Linked DNA regions of Homo sapiens: region 2 is linked to region 1. Evidence: chromatin contacts called from ENCODE Hi-C data. All regions are on one chromosome and are shown on one strand. The core of a region is the stretch at or near the end of the contact, and the rest is flanking DNA. Distances in the headings are between cores, read along the strand shown. Region 1 overlaps SCFD2 (sec1 family domain containing 2). Region 2 overlaps LNX1 (ligand of numb-protein X 1).

The links. A loop is a pair of places that touch in the nucleus more often than their neighbours do. Pooled maps may share reads with other maps.
Region 2: a map of ascending aorta shows a loop between it and region 1 (3-fold over the local background). The contact joins two enhancer-like sites. A Hi-C loop is called at or near these places in 2 of 168 maps with a recorded cell type or tissue (ascending aorta and endothelial cell of umbilical vein) and 4 of 50 pooled maps.

Annotation. Positions count from the first base shown.
Region 1 is chr4:53,008,553-53,012,712 of GRCh38, reverse strand. All of the region lies in intron 5 of SCFD2 (sec1 family domain containing 2), which reads left to right. Among named protein-coding and RNA genes, the nearest start is that of SCFD2-AS1, 83 kb to the right of the region's middle. RefSeq lists an enhancer at 2,765-3,004. Within about 2 kb of position 2,177, at least 5 of the 41 ENCODE cell types and tissues checked have a DNase peak (open chromatin) inside an H3K27ac peak, as active enhancers do.
Region 2 is chr4:53,539,907-53,543,811 of GRCh38, reverse strand. All of the region lies in intron 2 of LNX1 (ligand of numb-protein X 1), which reads left to right. Among named protein-coding and RNA genes, the nearest start is that of LNX1-AS1, 42 kb to the right of the region's middle. Within about 2 kb of position 2,116, at least 7 of the 41 ENCODE cell types and tissues checked have a DNase peak (open chromatin) inside an H3K27ac peak, as active enhancers do.

The sequences.
Region 1 (4,160 bases), core at 928-3,427:
CTAGAACATGCTGATGAGCAGTACCAGAAAAGCACTGGTTCATCTCTCCTGAAATGCTAAGAAAATGAAATGGGGTAGAGAAAGGTAAAAATTTTATCCTACATGAACAAAGGAATGAAAGAAAAATAAAGAGAGAAAAGAATATTCTTTTTTGAATCTTGCTGTTAGGAGAACTATTTCAAACAGGCCATGAGAGTGGCCCCTCGGACCAAATAGCCAGCCCTGGGTTCTTCTGGAATTATGGGCACTTCACAGAGGACCAACCTATTTGACCAGGATCACAGTGCAGCCTCTGCCTCCACTTCCCTGCCTTTTGTGTGTGTGTGTGTGTGTGTGAGAGAGAGAGAGAGAGAGAGAAAGAGAGAGAGAGATTTTATGCTAATAAGGTATCCCAGCCTTTCCCTATTTCAAATTTACCCCTCTGTGACTTGTAAGCCATGCAATTCGTAGGGCTAAATATGCAGTTGTTCGATTTCACGGTTTGGAATCTCTTGTCAAGGGGTGAGTCATTATAACACGGCTGGGCTTTTCTCATTGTTGATGGTGCATACTTGAACCTGAAAACTATTTAGGATCCATTGACCCTTTGACTTCTGCCAGGATCTTTCTTGCTGTTGTTTTTGGAAATTTGTGGGGCAGGGAGTAGGGGGATGGAGTCCTCTCAAATTAACCCATAGAAGGAGTTAAGCTATTAAAAAAAAAAAAAAAAAAGCCTAAAACCTGGTTTTTCAAAATTACTTATTCTCAATGAAAAATCCCCAGATTTGTGTTCCCAGAACCTTTTCCTCTCCCCACAATCAATGTCGGTTTCAGCCTCCAATTCATAGTATATTATGTACTTGTTTATCCTCTAGAGAGGAAGAAATAATAATGTTATGAAGGCATCAAGGAATTAAATTCCAGGCCACAGGTTGTCACTGACAATTCACTGCAGACCAAACTTGTAACCCAGATAAAGAAGCTTGAAGCGTTTCACAGTGAGGTGTCTTCCAGCTTTGACCTCCTGGATAGGTGTTCTTGTTACAGTTTAGAAGTGCAGCTGGTTTCTATTTGAAATGAGAAGAATGGAGTTATTTAAGGAGCCAGTGCCTCTCATAGGTGAAATCGGCTTTGCTGAAATGTACACAACACACTACAAGGAACCTTAAAAACAAACTTCCATTTCACTTAGCTGCAGCACAGGAAATTGTTTCTGGCTTGTTTTTGTTGTGAACAGAGAGAACACTGCATATTAGAAATTCCCTGTAGTTGTTTAATATTTGCTCAGTAGTGTCCTGGTTCCTAATCAAGTCCTTCTTCTCACTAAATCCTGTCAACTCTGTCACTGTTTTGATTGGAAGCATGAATTGTAACACTGAAAAATCTCTCAGGACAGTAAACCTCTGCAGCTGTGGAAGGCTGGAGCTATTTACTGGTATTATTAAAGGAACCTGAATGACTTCTTTGGGGGGGAAAAAAAAGCAAAGATGCAGTGAAATTCATAAGGTGCACAGAGATTTAGGATGAAGGTTTTATTATGAGCACAGCCTCATAATACTATCCTCATAGAAAGAATACAGAATAGTAACAATTGTTTCATGAGTTGGCAAACATAATATTCTGATGTCTGCCTTTTTTAGGGGGAAAATAAAGTCCAAATGTAAAATATGAAATCAGACATAGCTAGTGCTTTGGAACAGTGTTTGAACTGGATGCTTTTTCAAGGTACGCTATAGAAACAAATGTCACCTTTATTTCCTGAAGGCATTTTGAAGAGTTTGCCGTTGGTCTTTTAAGGCATGAATTTTCTGGAACAAAAGAGGTGCAGAAATTTTAAATTGTCACCATTCTAAGGACATAACTGATTACACTACCTGCTGCTATGTATTTGGGATCTGAGGAACGTCCTGAGAGTGTAAAGACATATGTTGGAGAGGCTGGACCGCGCCCCCCAGCCCGGCCCCAAAATGGGAAAAGAAGCAAAAGGAATGAAAACTTTCACTTGAGAGAGGTGACCAATACCATACCTAAGATGTTTCTCTTCCAAAATGTTTCTTTGTTCACTTATTCATCCTTTATTCAATGATTTATTCGTTTCAGAAAAGTTTATTGAGTATCTACTGTGAGCCCAGAACTGTGCCAGGTACTGGGAGGTCTAGTTTAAAGGCAGCTTGCCCACAAGGACAGGGATTTCCGCCAAGAATGTTCTGTCCTCATTGCTATAGTGTAAGAAGCAGCTGGATTCCCAAGTCAGCCTTGACATTCAGCAGAACTTAGCGTGTCTGCCTCTAAAAGCACAAACCTGTTTGCTAGACTGTTCTTGTCATTGCCAATGTATTTACTATTGTGTAAAAGTCACGTTTTGAATATAAATTTTTGTCGTATCTTGAAGAAGCAGTACAAAGCCCTAAGAAACAGTTCATAGAAAATAGTTTTAAGTAATTCGAAGAAAGTACCTGTAAATGTAGAGTAATTGCGAAGCTGTCAGGAATAAACAAGATCTTGTAAAGCTATAGAAATGTGTTGAATATGTTTTCTTTGAGGCCAGAGCAAGATAATAACTCGGGAAGAAACTTCTAAAATATCAACTCAGCAAAACAAATGCAAGACTTTTGAGGACTCAGTTATCATGTGGGAGGCTGGATGCTGTGGAGGATATGAGGTAGAATAAGATGGTCTCTAATCTAATCTCAGAGAGGAAATGAAACAAGCCCTTGACTTAGAAGGTGATGTGCTCCAAGCTCTCAGTGCAGCCCGAGAAAGTATAGTGAGCACAGAGCTCCGGTAGGCCAGCAGGCCAGTGAAATGCAAGGGGTTTTGGGAAAGCTACAGGAAACCAGACTGAAGGTGTTTACAGGGCCATCCATGTTCCCACCTGGAATGTGTGTGCTGCTTCCAAACTTGTTCCTCCAGAAAGATAGCTTCAAATTGGACAGGGTTCTGAGAAATGCAATTAAAATGATAAAGGGAAGCAGGGGGTGATAGTGGGAGAGCTCAGATGCCATAATAGTGAAAAAACAAGAAGGTTAGGATCCTTCAGTCTGTAGAAATGGAGGTTGAGACTATGTGTGTCTATAAATGGAGGTTATATATAAGGTCAGCACTAAGTCTCAGAATTACGAGAACGAAGGGAAAGCCATAATCATTTGTGAAGACTTTGACTCCAGTTTCTTCTTTTGTAATCCAGATTCCAGAATATGTTCAGCGGCACATCTGTCCTACAAGGTGCTTGCTAAAAAAAGGTATTCTTTAGCCAAGTAAGTTTGAAAATCTCTGCATACCATGTGTTCTTCCAGTAGATTCTCCCTTTACATTTGATATTAAAAGATCTCAAAAGGTTGTTCTTAAGGAAAACTTATTTAACTTTGTGGTTCTCAACCAGTATTTACCAAACTCATTTGACCATGTAATCCTTTGTTTATTTAGTGCCTATGAGGACTTTGGAAAATGCTTCTGGGAAGATAGGACTCTAAGATTATTAAGGTCCCTGGAAGGAAGTTAATCCATGACAGAGGAAGCGCTACCAACACTGTGAAATTTATTACTTCTAGAGCCAATCAATACTGGACGAAAATAATAAAGGGGCTGATAGTGAGAGAGGACTAATAGTTTGCAAGTAGTAGGAATTTACAGTCATTTATGGAAGATGGCAAGTTCGTCAAAGGTAGTTGGGAGGTGTGGCTGACCATCCAAAGGAAAGCCATTAGAGTCCCCACAGTGCTTTTAGAGGGGTTGTTAAGACCCAGATCTCCACATCAGGCTTTAGATTGTTCTGTCAGGATCACACATCTCTTCTGCACCATCAAAAGAGAAAAGTACATAGAAGAAACTCATTTAAGTTTTGGCTGAATCAAGCAGATCGTTCTGCATGATAGTGAGATTATAGACAATTGGAAAGTACTTCTATTGAACTTTGAGGCCAGTCACATTCTATTAAGTTTCAGTTCATGCCCATTAAAATAATAGCAGCTGGATTCTATAGCTTTTCTCTGAAAACCTGGCTAAGCATTCAAGTTCAACAGTTTTGTAGATTTGTGCTTTTTTTTCTCTAGAAAGCTTTCATTATTTTGAAGAGCGTTTTATACATGCACCTCTCCATTCCCTGACCCTGGCTGACTTTTTACCCTTTCTCTTCCCCACCTCACTGAGCAAGTTTACATAGCTACAGTGTCCTTCCAACA
Region 2 (3,905 bases), core at 867-3,366, 530 kb before region 1:
TAAGCTGCTCTCTTCTTTCTTGGCATGGTTGACAGGGTTGAATTGAGGCATATGGATCTCAAAGGAGCCCAGTGATGTGATCCTCCTTCAAATTCTTAACATTTGTTTACCATTTAGCAAAGGCAGGGAATTTCTATTAATAAAAATAGTGGTTTACAGAAACAGATTTTCCTTGTCCAGTGAAAGTAAATTAATGTTCTGAAAAAAAAAATTGAGCAAGATATTTCCTACTTCTTGGAAGTTCTCTGTTCAGCGTTTTCTTTGTATAGTGTGATTTTTTTTTCTTCTTTTCCAAGCTAGGTAGCCTCCTGGTAGATGAATTAAGAGTTTACACTTAGGTAGCATAAAGAAAACATTCATTCCTGGGAAGAGTATAATTTAATAACAAATACTTATCAAATGTGTATGACATATCAGGCATGTTCTAGGCTGTGGGGATTCTGCAGTAAACTTATATTCCAGTGAGAGGGCAGTAAATAAGCACACATGTAGTACATCAGATGGAAATAAGTGGCATGAAATAAATAAAGCAGGTAAGGAGATGCTGTTCTACATAAGCAGGCCTTGCCAAGAAAGCAGCAGAACCCAGAAAGAAGTGAGGAAGGGAGCCAGCCATGAGGGCAACTGACCTTCGGATAACAGTAGCACACAGGACAGACGTGGTGGCTCGTTTCTGTAATTATAACACTTCGGGAGGCTGAGGCAGGAGAATTGTTTGAGCTCAGGAGTTTGAGACAAGCCTGAGCAACATAGTGAGACCCTCATCTCTATTTAAAAACAAAAGTAGCAGACAGGACAATCTGACTCCAAATCCACACCTATGAAGTGCTAATGATTCCTACAGCACAGGATTCCTGAGTAGCAAGTGAGAACCACGTTAGAGGAGCTGGCACCTGGGTGGGCTCATGACCATCAGTTCCCTCTACTTCCACTTGCTTTCCCCCTGATTTATTCCTGATGGGAGAGGGGGGTTCTTACCGGGTTAAACATCACTCTGGGTCACGTGTTCCGAATACAGATTTAAATGCAATTGCAAATGCCAATGGCCTTCTCCACCTTGACCCCTATTCTTACTCAGTGTAAATTAATGTTGAATTTTCTCATTCCGAAATTGTGTTGCCTTCTAAATTACTCCAGTCTGTTCATGTCTTTGTCATGGATTTTCTCTAATTGCAGATGTACCCATGTCTAACCTATTTTTTCCCTCCTCTTGCCTCTGTCCTCTATGGCATTCCCCACCTCAGTGTCATCCATAAATTTTGTGACACTTGCTCCTAGGTCATCAGTCAGAGTATTGATTCAGATCAATGTGATGGTGATTGTTAGGACACTCTTTGAAACACCTTCCCATGGCTGGGCTTAATGCCCCCTTAGTTTGTGATTTCTGATCATTTTCAGCTTTCTTTGGACTAACAGTGAATATAAAATCCCAAGACACTGCGCATTCAGCTCAATCCACCCCCTACCCCATCCCTTTGTATTCTTAATTACAACAACAGTATTACAATCTTTAAGATAATCTCATGAATTTGTCTGTGATCATTTAAATGCAAACTGTCCTTTGTTTATTTATCCCTGGTTTTCTGGAAACTCAATTTTACTTTCCTAATAGTTATTCCCAATTTTTCAAGCTGACAATTGCATATCTCATACACTAATTTTTCACTACCCTTTCCTTCTGTTTTCTCTCTGCATCACTATCACATGTTGTTGGCCTTGTTCCAGTCTTCTGACATCCCCCTGAGTGCAAGGTAATTTTTCAGAAATAATTATTCATTTTTACTGCACCATTGTTCAGTAAGCATATTAGTCAAATTCTATTCCCCAGGGCCATGTGTCATCTGGAGCAGCTGATTTATGCATGCTCATGTTTGCCAAATATTCCTTCACCTATTTTTTGTCCAAGCTTATCTGTGAGGGGTTTATATAATTCTCCAAATTTCACTTATTACAAAGCTATCTGAAAGTAGTTTAGCACTGCAGGGTTTAAACATTTTTATTTTAGTGTTTGCCTCTTTTACTTGTAAATCTGTGTTCCTTCAAGCTTCTTGGCCTACTTTTTTTTAATGACTCAGACTGAGCTTACAAATTTTTAAGTGATTGCTAAGTATTAAGTCGTTCTGTTTTGGCTCATGTGTATTTTTTTCTGCTGAGCTTAATTGAAACAGTCCGTTTTCTTGGCCTTATATTGTTCTTGTCTCAAGTCAGAACTATTCAGTGATCCTAAGAATTTGACACACAACTGAATAGATCCCTGCTTTTTCCATTTGATATAAATGGTTAGAATCTACACTAAAAGAATCATGAACTCTAAGTCTCTTTTAGAAAAAAAATATATATGAAATGTGCTGATTAGATCAGTCTTAGAAACTACCAAGTGTGTCATCTTCCAAAAGCATGGAACTTTCCACTATGTGAATAGTTTGGCACTAATTGTTCACACTTTTCCTTAGAGAAATAATTTTTTTCAGCCCAACCTCTTTTTTTTGACATGATCTTGCCAAGTCAGTGTAGTTTTAGAGAGCCATTTGCTGAAGTTGATTCAGTTGCTAATGGTATCCTAACTTGGTTGTTACCTCCACCCACTCACTAGAGAATCCTGAAATCACAGAACGCATTCCTGCCATTTCTTTCTTTCTTTTCTTTTCTTTCTTTTTTTTTTTTCTTTTTTTTTTGAGTTAGAGTCTCGCTCTGTCACCCAGGCTGGAGTGCAGTGGCGTGGTCTCGGCTCACTGCAAGCTCTGCCGCCCAGGTTCAAGGGATTCTCCTGCCTCAGCCTCCCAGGTAGCTGGGATTACAGGCAAGCACCAACATACCCAACTAATTTTTGTATTTTTAGAAGAGACAGGGTTTCACCATGTTGGCCAGGCTAGTCTTGAGCTCCTGACCTCAAGTGATCCGCCCGTCTCAGCCTCCCAAAGTGCTGGGATTACAGGCGTCAGCCACCATTCCCAGCTCTCCTGCCATTTATTTTTAGAATCAAATACAGTGCCCTTATTTTACTAAAGACAAATGTTTGACCCCAATAAGTGAGGATACTTAAATCAGCACTGTGTCGATGTCTACACAGTCTGTAGCTCTGTTTATAATAATAACAGGGGGGTTTTTTTGTTTTTTGTTTTTTGTTTTTTGAGACAGAGCTTTGCTTGTTGCCCAGGCTGGAGTGCAGTGGCGCAATCTCGGCTCGCTGCAACCTCCCCCTCCTGGGTTCAAGCAATTCTTCTGTCTCAGCCTCCCGAGTAGCTGGGATTACAGGCACCCACCACCATGCCCAGCTAATTTTTTGTATTTTCAGTAGAGACGGGGTTTCACCATGTCAGCCAGGCTAATAACACTTATTTTTAACAAGCTTTCTTACAAGGTGGCATGGCACCTTGAGGTTGAGTTGGAGCACACTCAAGTAAAGCCTCACTATCTTTTCTGGGGAGGCGGGGACAGGGTCTCACTCTCACTCAGGCTGGAGTGCAGTGGCGGAGTCATGACTTACTGCAGCCTCAACCACTCGGGCTCAAGCCATCCTCTCTCCTAAGCCCCCCGAGTGGCTGGGACTACAGGTGCACGCCCCCATGCCTGGCTAATTTTTGTATTTTTTTTTAGAGACAGGGTTTTGCCATGTTGTCTAGACTGGTCTCAAACTCCTGAGCTCAAGCAATCTGCCAGCCTCAGACTCTCAAAGTGCTGGGATTACAGATGTGAGCCACCATGTTGTCATTTGGAGTTGTTAGCAAGAATGGGGTAGTTGCTATGCCATCTTATTTTATTCAGATAGCACTAGATTTGGTATTGATTAGTAGCCCGAGCAAAAACAACTGGAGCAACTGAAAATACTGAAAATACTGAATTTCCAGTTCTAACCACATGGCCAAGTCAACCTTTGCCATGGATGCCCCATGCAAGGACAGTAG